Regions from separate parts of the Mus musculus genome. Here region 2 is linked to region 1. A link is a loop called in an ENCODE intact Hi-C map of the cell type or tissue named here. Cell type or tissue: left cerebral cortex. All regions are shown on one strand. Links, peaks and the distances in the headings refer to the core of each region. The heading gives the core; the rest is flanking DNA.

Region 1 (4,397 bases), core at 275-4,274:
TCCTTTCCCCACCATCGCTTCTTCTGTCACATACATAATACACAGACAAGCATATGCACATACATATGTGTACACACATATGGCTACAAGGATACATAACCCACACACATAGATACACAGACACACCCCACAGATACACATTACACATGTGTGGATACACAAATAGCTACACATACACACACACATACACATATGGATACACAGATGCACAGACACACACATGGGTACACAGATATACACACATATGGATACAGTTACACACAGACACACATACATAGATACACATACACACACATATGGATATACAGATATATACACACACACACACACATATACACAGACACATAAACACATACCACACGTATAAACAGATAAAGACACACACATCTACATAGAGACAGAGGAACACACATACATTGTATACACACACATATACACAGACACATAAACACATACCACACGTATAAACAGATAAAGACACACACATCTACATAGAGACAGAGGAACACACATACATTGTGTACACACACACACACGGATACACAGACACACTGATACACAGACACACATATATGAATATACAGATACACACACACCTACTTTGCACACACATACACACAGACAAATAGACAGACACAGACCACAATATAAACAGATACAGACACACACATCCACACAGAGACAGAGAGACACATATACATTGTACACACACACATACTGTACACACAAACACACACTTGGATACATAGATACACTGATACACAGACACACACTCAGAGAAATACACACACACACACACACACACACACACACACACACACACACACACACACTTTCTGGGGTACCGGAGATGTTATGTCAAAAGCAGGAGGCTGATTCCTGGCTCAACTATTTTCTGGGTCACCTCCTACCTGTTTCTCTGTTGCTCAGTTTACTGAGGTGAATTGCTAATGCCTTATTCCTTGCCTTCCTCACTCCTCCTGTTTCCCTGATGTGAAAACATCCCAGAAAATTTGCATATTTGGCTGTAGTCAGGGGTTTTGGACGGGCTTTAGTGACTGTGTTGGAATAATTTTTTCCTCCTCTCACTAATCCACAGACAGGGCCTGGCGTTGGGGGTAGGGTGGGATTCACCAGTGCCCCCAAGAGGGAGTGAATCGATAGGACTGTCGCTGTTTCCATCTGTCAGGGTGACATGCCAACTGGCTAATGCTGAATTATTGATACTCCTTCCCAAAGCAAGTTAAGCAAACAATCCAAAAATCAGTGAGAAGGGGGTGGTTGGTCACAAATGAGGTTAAATCCATTTTGTCACAGGAACAAGAGGCTGATGGCTGCCTCCAAGGCAAATCTGTCTGATTTATGTTACTGCTGCGAGGACCTTGGTGCCACAAAGGGAAACAAACCAAACCAGAACAGAACAAGAGAATTAGCCTTCTTATCAAAGAGGCTTCAGATCTCTCTCCCTAGGAGCCACAGTGACTGGATACCTCCTTTGGAGCCCCAGCGGTGGAATTCCTATAGAAATGACTAGAAAGGAGCATGAAGGTTTCCTTGTGTGATTAGGGTTCTTCCATGACTTTGACCTTCAACCTCGAAGGTTACGGCTCGGAACAGAGCCTCAGTGGCAAACATCTCACTCTTGATTTTGGGTATTGGGATTGGAGTACAATTAATGAATCTGGGCAGATGACAAGCTGCTGATTTTACTGAGTGGTTTCTTGGGAGATCACAGGCTTACTCCATCTCATAGAGTCTATCCATTGGGGCAGCATATTATTGTTATTCACCAGATAAACAGCTGCTTTAATTTAAAACAGAGGTACCAATAGGGGCTTGTCTTGAAATCATGGATGCTCCAGGCCGCCAGGGACAGTAGCTAGATGGGAAAGCTGTGTCTTCTTTTGGATGAGCCATTTATTCAAGCGCCTGCTGAGATGTGTGCACAGAGCAGAATGGGTAAAGGATTGCCCATTTCAATCATTCTATAACATCTGACCTATCTTTTTTTTTTTTTTCAGCCATCTTTCCCCAAGCCCAGTGAAGTGTTACAAACACGGGTTTACAGCACCATCTAGTGGACAGGAGAGGGGGGCGGTGCAGAGAGAACGGGCTCTAACATTTGAAAGCCAAATCTGGGGTATGGCCCAACCAGTTGTCTTGCTCACTGTAGGGTACCCTGGATACATTCCGGACAACAAGAAGCATGGACCCAATACTGGAACTGCTTCTGTGGTGTGGTCAGTAGGTCTATGATTGGGGCAGGCAGGGTAGAGAGGCCGAATCCACAGGAGCAGGCATTGATCAGCACATTTTGCTCAGTGGGGAAATCAGTTATTAATCAACAAAGAGCTATCGATTTCCCAGTGCCATCTCAGCCAGAGAGCGATGTGTCCATTGTAACTACTAACAATCGGTGTTCTGGGAAGTTAACCACTAGCGACTGTGTCCCTGGCTTCAGCAAGCAGATCATTAAAAGATGGGAGACCCTGAGCTCTCAGAGGGATGGCTAGAGCAGACTGAAGAATTTTAAACAAAAGATGGAACTCATTTGCATTCTGTGGTTCAAAATGAGGGGAGTCATTAATTCTCTTCTCATAAGAAGCATTTGAAAGCTGCATACTTATATACCATGAGACTTCTTTTGTTTAACTAAAAATGTAATTATTGGAGCCAAGAAGGAAATCAATAATTGACAGATGTTTATCAAGTGATTGCTAGAGCCAGACATTTAAAAAGGGGACAGACATTCAGTTGCTGTCCTTTGGTTTCTAGGAAATACTTGGTTTCATATGGTACTGATGCAAGCACATTGCCAAAACCTGGAACCAAGGTTTCTCTAATTTTATATAAATTCTTGTTAAAGTTACATCAAAATACCAGCAAGGCCTGAGGAATATTTCTGAAGAGAGACACAACACTCAGCTGTTGGATTTCTTGCCTCATTTTGTCTCAATGGGCTTATTTTTACTGATACTATGTTGACTTTCAGTGTGGTTTTCTTACGAAAATTACCCTTTAACCCAGCAATTTAAAATTAATGGCTATACAGTCCTTTAGGCTTTGAGGCAAGGCCAGGCCCCTGAAAGCTTACTCTATGGGGTCCAGTCAAGGGCAGAATTGATGTTGGATACTGCCTGCCTGGATTTCCTACTCTGTCATACAAGATTAGCTAGTCAACAATCGACCATGGGAAAAGGATGACATCTTCTTGGAATCTGGTCAACTGGAGGAATAAGAAAAACAACAGCCCTGCCTGCCTGCAGGGACTTGAACCAAGGGTCTTCCCATATCTATGCTCCTTAAATATTTCATCAGTGAGCTATATGCCCAGTCATAATCTTGTCTACCTAGTGTACTGGAAAGGGCTAGGAGAAAAAAATCAACAAGCAATCAACAACAACTCAGCATAGTTTAAAAAAGTTTTAAATGTAAAATGATCTCTGTGGGTATTTTTGGATGAAACACACTTGTCTGAGGATTCAAAGCTGACATTTACATGTAAGTAATGTCATGTCTAGTTTTATGCCAACTTGACATAATCTAGAGTTACGTAAGAGGAAGGAACCTCAATCGAAAAAAAAAATACTTCCATAAAATGGGGCTGTAGGGCATTTTCTTATAGACTGATGTGGGTGGGGCTATCCGTGGGATGGTGGTCCTGGGTTTTATAAGAAAGCAGGCTGAGAAAACTATGAGGAGCAAACTGGTAAGCAGCATCCCTCCATGGCTTCTGCATCAGCTCCTGCCTGCAGGCTCCTGCCTGGTTAGAGTTTCTTCCCTCAATGGACTGCGATTCAGGATATGTAAACCAACAGAACCTTTCCTCCCAAGCTGCTTTAGATCATGGTGCATCGTCATAGCAACAGTAGCCCTAACTGGTTATCTCGCAGAGTGATTCTCCCCAGCTCTATCCACTTGCCTATGAGTGAATAAATAAATAAATTTGCTTTTTTAAAAAAATAGATGAATAAAATTCCATTGTGTAAATGTATCACGTTGTCACCATTGGTTACTCAGTTGATAGATACTTACTTAGACCGTTTCCATTTCCTGGCTATTGTGAATAAAACACCAGTGGGCATGGATGAGCAAGGTGTCTCTATCGCTTCCAATGCTGTTTATTTTTATTCCTGGAGACATAGTTGGTAGATTGTTTTCATAATTCAGACACTGGAGAATCCAAGACAAATACCCCAGTTTCCCCACATGTCAGGCGCTCCTAGTCAAGGAGATAGAATTGGTACATGTAATTACAGTGCACCATGATGGGGCCTAGCTCACCTTTAGTAGTCCTTAAACACCAACATTGAGATATTGTCTAACTCAATCTGGGTTAAAAGATGTCTGGGGAAAGGATTTGTGTTCCTGAGGGACATTGTCTGGCCTCAGTGACA
Region 2 (4,397 bases), core at 81-4,080, 520 kb before region 1:
ACCACAGGAGAATTAATCATCTCGAAGAGAATTCTACAGATATCTAAAGCTAGGTCTACCTATCTGCTCTCCTAGGCCTTGCCTTCAGAATTGGGAATCACTAGATATAAACAGAGGAAAACCCACTTAGCTTTTAAGATAAAGAACAGTGTCAGAAAGAAGTATCATATTTTTTTTCAACAATTGTAAACTTTTATATTAACCAATTTTTTAAAAATGTCTTACAAGGTCACCCCTTGCTCCTGCTTCACCTTCTTCACCAGAGGCACCCTAAAATTTTAAGATAAAATGTCACATGTTTTTCAGCTCTCCATTCACAGTTCAACTTTAACCTGTCAACATTGATAAGCATTTATGAGCAGCCAAATGCCCCAAGGGTCATTCAGGAGCTCTCAATTCCATAACAACAGGCTAATCCTATGAGAAAAGAGTAGACCAGGGAAGCCAGAGAGACCGGGCAGGCTTCAGCTAATTGAGTTTGAATCATTTAGTTAGATTAACAATTCTATCTAGCAGTTTTAAAATTCAATAACCCCGGAAAGTGTCATTCTACAGTAGAAAGAGGAATCCAGACACAGGCCAACTCCATTTACACATTTTATTGGCTGAGGTCTCCATCAAAAAGCATCTTGATTAGATGCTCTTCTGTGGCTTCAAAAGTCTGTGTCATCTGAATAAAATTCAGCAAGCTAAGAGACAGGGCTACCCACTTCAAAGGAAGAACACTGTACAGTCCAGGAAACAGCCATTAGTGCCAGCATCCAAAAACAGTCTGGCTGCACACCAAACTTCACTATGGTTTTCCCTCACTATAAAGCACACTGAGAACAGTTGTGTGCCTTCACTGTTACACCACACCCACAAGCCAGCCAGCCCCTCCTTGTACTTAAAGTGGTGAATACCCAACACCGCAAACCACATGCAATTCTTACCTGTTCACCCTTCCACTAACAACACTCAACACTTACCTGTTCACCCTTGGGACCCGGTTCACCAAATACACCCTAGAGTAAATAAAATTTGACATTTTTCAGCATCATTTCAGATGAGCCGATATCCTTGAATGAGCTGATGGATAAGGTGATGGAAGAGAGCTCCCTGATTCTCACCACTTAATTGAGGACCAGAGGGTCTCGTCACAATTGTTTCCCAAATCTCTGGTAACATGAGAGCATTCTCTGGTCATATTCATATGAATGAACTTTTACTGGTAGGAATAGAAATTTAGAACTAAATAAAAACTATAACTGCAACTGATTTTTTTTTTCTCCTCACCCTTTATTTTTCTTCCTTCTGGAAAGTTAGTTTTGTTTTGTCTTGAATGTCAATTCTCAGTAATTTAACACTATATTTCTTTCACTCTACTTCTTCATGATAATCAGTAAAGAGAGTCTTCACTGGGTAAAGCAACCTTGATTTCCCAACAAAGAAGGAGTAAACATTCCAGATTTAAAAGAGGGGGAACACACACAAAACCACGTAGACCTCTGGATAGCTTACCCTGTCTCCTTTCATTCCAGGAAGTCCAGGGGGCCCAGGCAAGCCAGGAAGGCCAGGGCTGCCAACAGATCCCTGGAAAACAAACAGAAAATCTTCAGAGTCACTGTGTCCTCGATGCTCAAAGTTGACAAGACAGACGGGCAAGGGCGGGGTGGGGATTGGGGGGAGGGGGCCGGGGTATCAACTCATGTGTAAAGTTAGTGTGTGGTTGGTTTAGTGCTGCCTCACTCCTGCGTTCCAGGAGAAGAGGGGTGGGTGGCCTCCCACCTTCCACCCCATCTCTGAATTCCCTCTGCACAGCTCAGCAACAGTGGGCTCTTTCAGCTAATGCCTGGCAGAACGCAGCCCGCTGTTGCTTCTCCTGCTGTGTAAACAGAAGCTACACAAGAAGCAAAGGCCACCATTCATCTACAGTTCCCTTCCATTCCACTAAGAGGCAGATGCCAGCCGTGGCACTTCATGCCTCTCTGGGTTTTCAAATGCATTCTACAAGCCACGCTGATTAAAATACTCATGCAACTATCATAGATACAATTGGAAATTCCATATCAACAGCTTCACACACTCACATAACAACTAAAATAAAAACCATATATACAGTTAATTAGATGATCTTTTGCAATTTTTCTCTGCTTTCCTTTAAAAAAACACCAAAACATATCTGCTTTGCAGGAAGCAAGCATGTAGAGTGGACACTTCACTTACCAGTTTCCCTGGTATGCCTGGAGACCCTTCTGGTCCTACCGGGCCTCTACTGCCCTGTGAAAACATATATGTTGTCATCAGCTAGATATTCAGCCCAGAGTTAAATGCTTCATTATTATATGAAAAGAAATAACATTTCGTCCAGGCTTTTGGTAAAATATAGGTGTTGCCAAAATCTCCCATCACTCCAACTGAAGGCTCAAACCATCCTGTCAAGAGTCTAACCAGTCACCTTCTGTGCACTGCTCATGGAGCCTGCTTGTGCTGTTCATGGGATGCCAGGCCAGAACACCAGAAATGTTCACTGCCTGTACACACAATGATGTTAGTAATTTTCAGCATGTAAGTCACATCCTGTTTTATATTATGACTATTCATATATACACTTTTATGCTCTCACTTAGGCATGTTCTTAGGGTATTCCATACCCACTCACTGGGCATGCTGCAGTGTCTGTGTAAGCTCTTGGGTCTACAGACGCCTTAAAGGAGCAGCTGGCAAATGATTGTGTCCCTCCAAAAAGCATAAAAGGGAAACACAGGGCAGAGATGCTTGCCTTTAAATGATTGCTGCAACCTCCAGAAGACACAGATGGTAGACATTTATAAACTTTCTGAGATAAAATTTCTTGTTGCACTCATTCTAGATCTAAATATGTCTCCAAGGATTGTAGACTTTGTTAAGTGTGACTCACCAATCTCGTGGGCCCATCTCAAATTTTATTATTTGAAATCTAAGTTTTCACATTTCTATTCTACTTGAAACCCTAAGCTTTAAAGAAAAGACATTTTTAAGAAAAGGGGGTATGAGACTTTTACTTCTTTCCTTGAGAACCCAACCTAGTTTTATACAATTTGACTAAAGCCCGTTATATACCTAATGTTGTTTGCAGCTCAGTAGAATGCAGCGGAACACAAGTAGATAGACAGTCGCATTTCCTTCAAGGTTTATCATAAGACTGCAAGGACTAATTTGAGTTAGTTTTCCTTTAAACTTTTATAACAGTTCCACTTTAATAATTCATGATTCTAAAGGCTTTTGATAAGGTTGTATTATTCTGGCCTATATCTGTAGGTTGGACAAGGTATCAAGATCCATAAACCTTCAATTTCCCTAAAGGTTACCACATTACAACAGTCTCTGGCTGTGGGCTATAATTTCATTATGGCCCTTTCAAATGACTTATGAGTGACTGAAACTCAATGCTCGTAAGTACTTTTCAATAATTTTTATATTAACAACCTGTCAGGTTAAGCATTTGGAATAATACATTGGTCCTTAATTCCATGAGTGACTCGGAAGCCCGGAGGTAGTACCCCATGAGGATGTAAATCCACATGGAAATGGCCACTGCAACAGTTCCTTTTTCTATCCATTAATAAAGATTGTCTTCTGCCCTCTCTCCAGATACCCACCACAGGAGAGGCTCATGGCCCACCCTTCCCATAGGAATGATTGACTAAGGAAGAATTCTAGAGAAAGGAGAGTCATCATCTTCCATAGTCTAGGCAGCGGTAAGTCCCCCCCATACTCCAGGGGACTGCATCACACCTACGCTCAAGCACATGGCTCCGGTTATACTCATCATGTCACTCAACAAAGACAGAATCAGAAAACAGAAAAGGGGGCAGGTCTTTATGGAGTAGTGGAGTCGAGGATTAGACAGGTATGGAGTATGTGTGGTTACAGTACATTAGACACATGTATGGCATCGCCTACGAATAAGTTTACTTTGTAAAAATTGCAACAAAGGGGAACTTAAGTTTCTGCTCCAATTAATTTGGAGTAGATCTTCCAAGATGGCTTCTCATCTCTGTGTGTGTGTGTGTGTGTGTGTGTGTGTGTGTGACTGGCATTCTCAAATAGTTCCCAGCTGCACTGTGAAGCAGAGTCTCAAAGACATTGGTCTAACAAGACTTTAATCTTAAAAACTGATATCACTGATGAGGAAAAAGAAATATCAGAATGAAGCTTAATTCCTAACTCCTGCATTCATTTAGTCTCAAGCATTCCCTTCTATATAAAAGAATCATTCTACTGTATCAAAGTTAAGAATGGTTAGTATAACGAGATGAAGAAATTCAAATATTAGGACTCTAGAGCCTTTAGTTTATGCTTGAGAGGACTAACTATCTCAAGAGTCAAACACAAGGATTTTCTCTGCCGGCATCTTATTTTCTCATCATTCGTAG

What was found. Hi-C counts contacts between places; a loop is a spot of excess contacts. Peaks named below come from ENCODE experiments on the same cell type or tissue, not always from the same donor. Only the 100,000 strongest peaks of a DNase experiment are listed, where the experiment ranks them.
Region 2: a loop joins it to region 1, with 2.4 times the contacts of the local background. A loop is called at or near these places in 4 of 42 quality-filtered maps.

The regions. Positions count from the first base shown.
Region 1 is chr1:23,703,400-23,707,796 of GRCm38, reverse strand. No RefSeq gene overlaps it. Among named protein-coding and RNA genes, the nearest start is that of B3gat2, 56 kb to the left of the region's middle. In left cerebral cortex, for the core only: a CTCF peak has its summit at 2,081 (motif pointing left); a DNase peak (open chromatin) is centred at 2,086.
Region 2 is chr1:24,228,058-24,232,454 of GRCm38, reverse strand. It overlaps Col9a1 (collagen, type IX, alpha 1), which reads right to left. Exons shown (of 38, transcript NM_007740.3): 29 at 2,206-2,259; 30 at 1,501-1,572; 31 at 969-1,004; 32 at 226-270. Among named protein-coding and RNA genes, the nearest start is that of Col9a1, 53 kb to the right of the region's middle. In left cerebral cortex, for the core only: a CTCF peak has its summit at 1,937; DNase peaks (open chromatin) are centred at 756, 1,861 and 2,748; H3K27ac peaks cover 1,609 bases.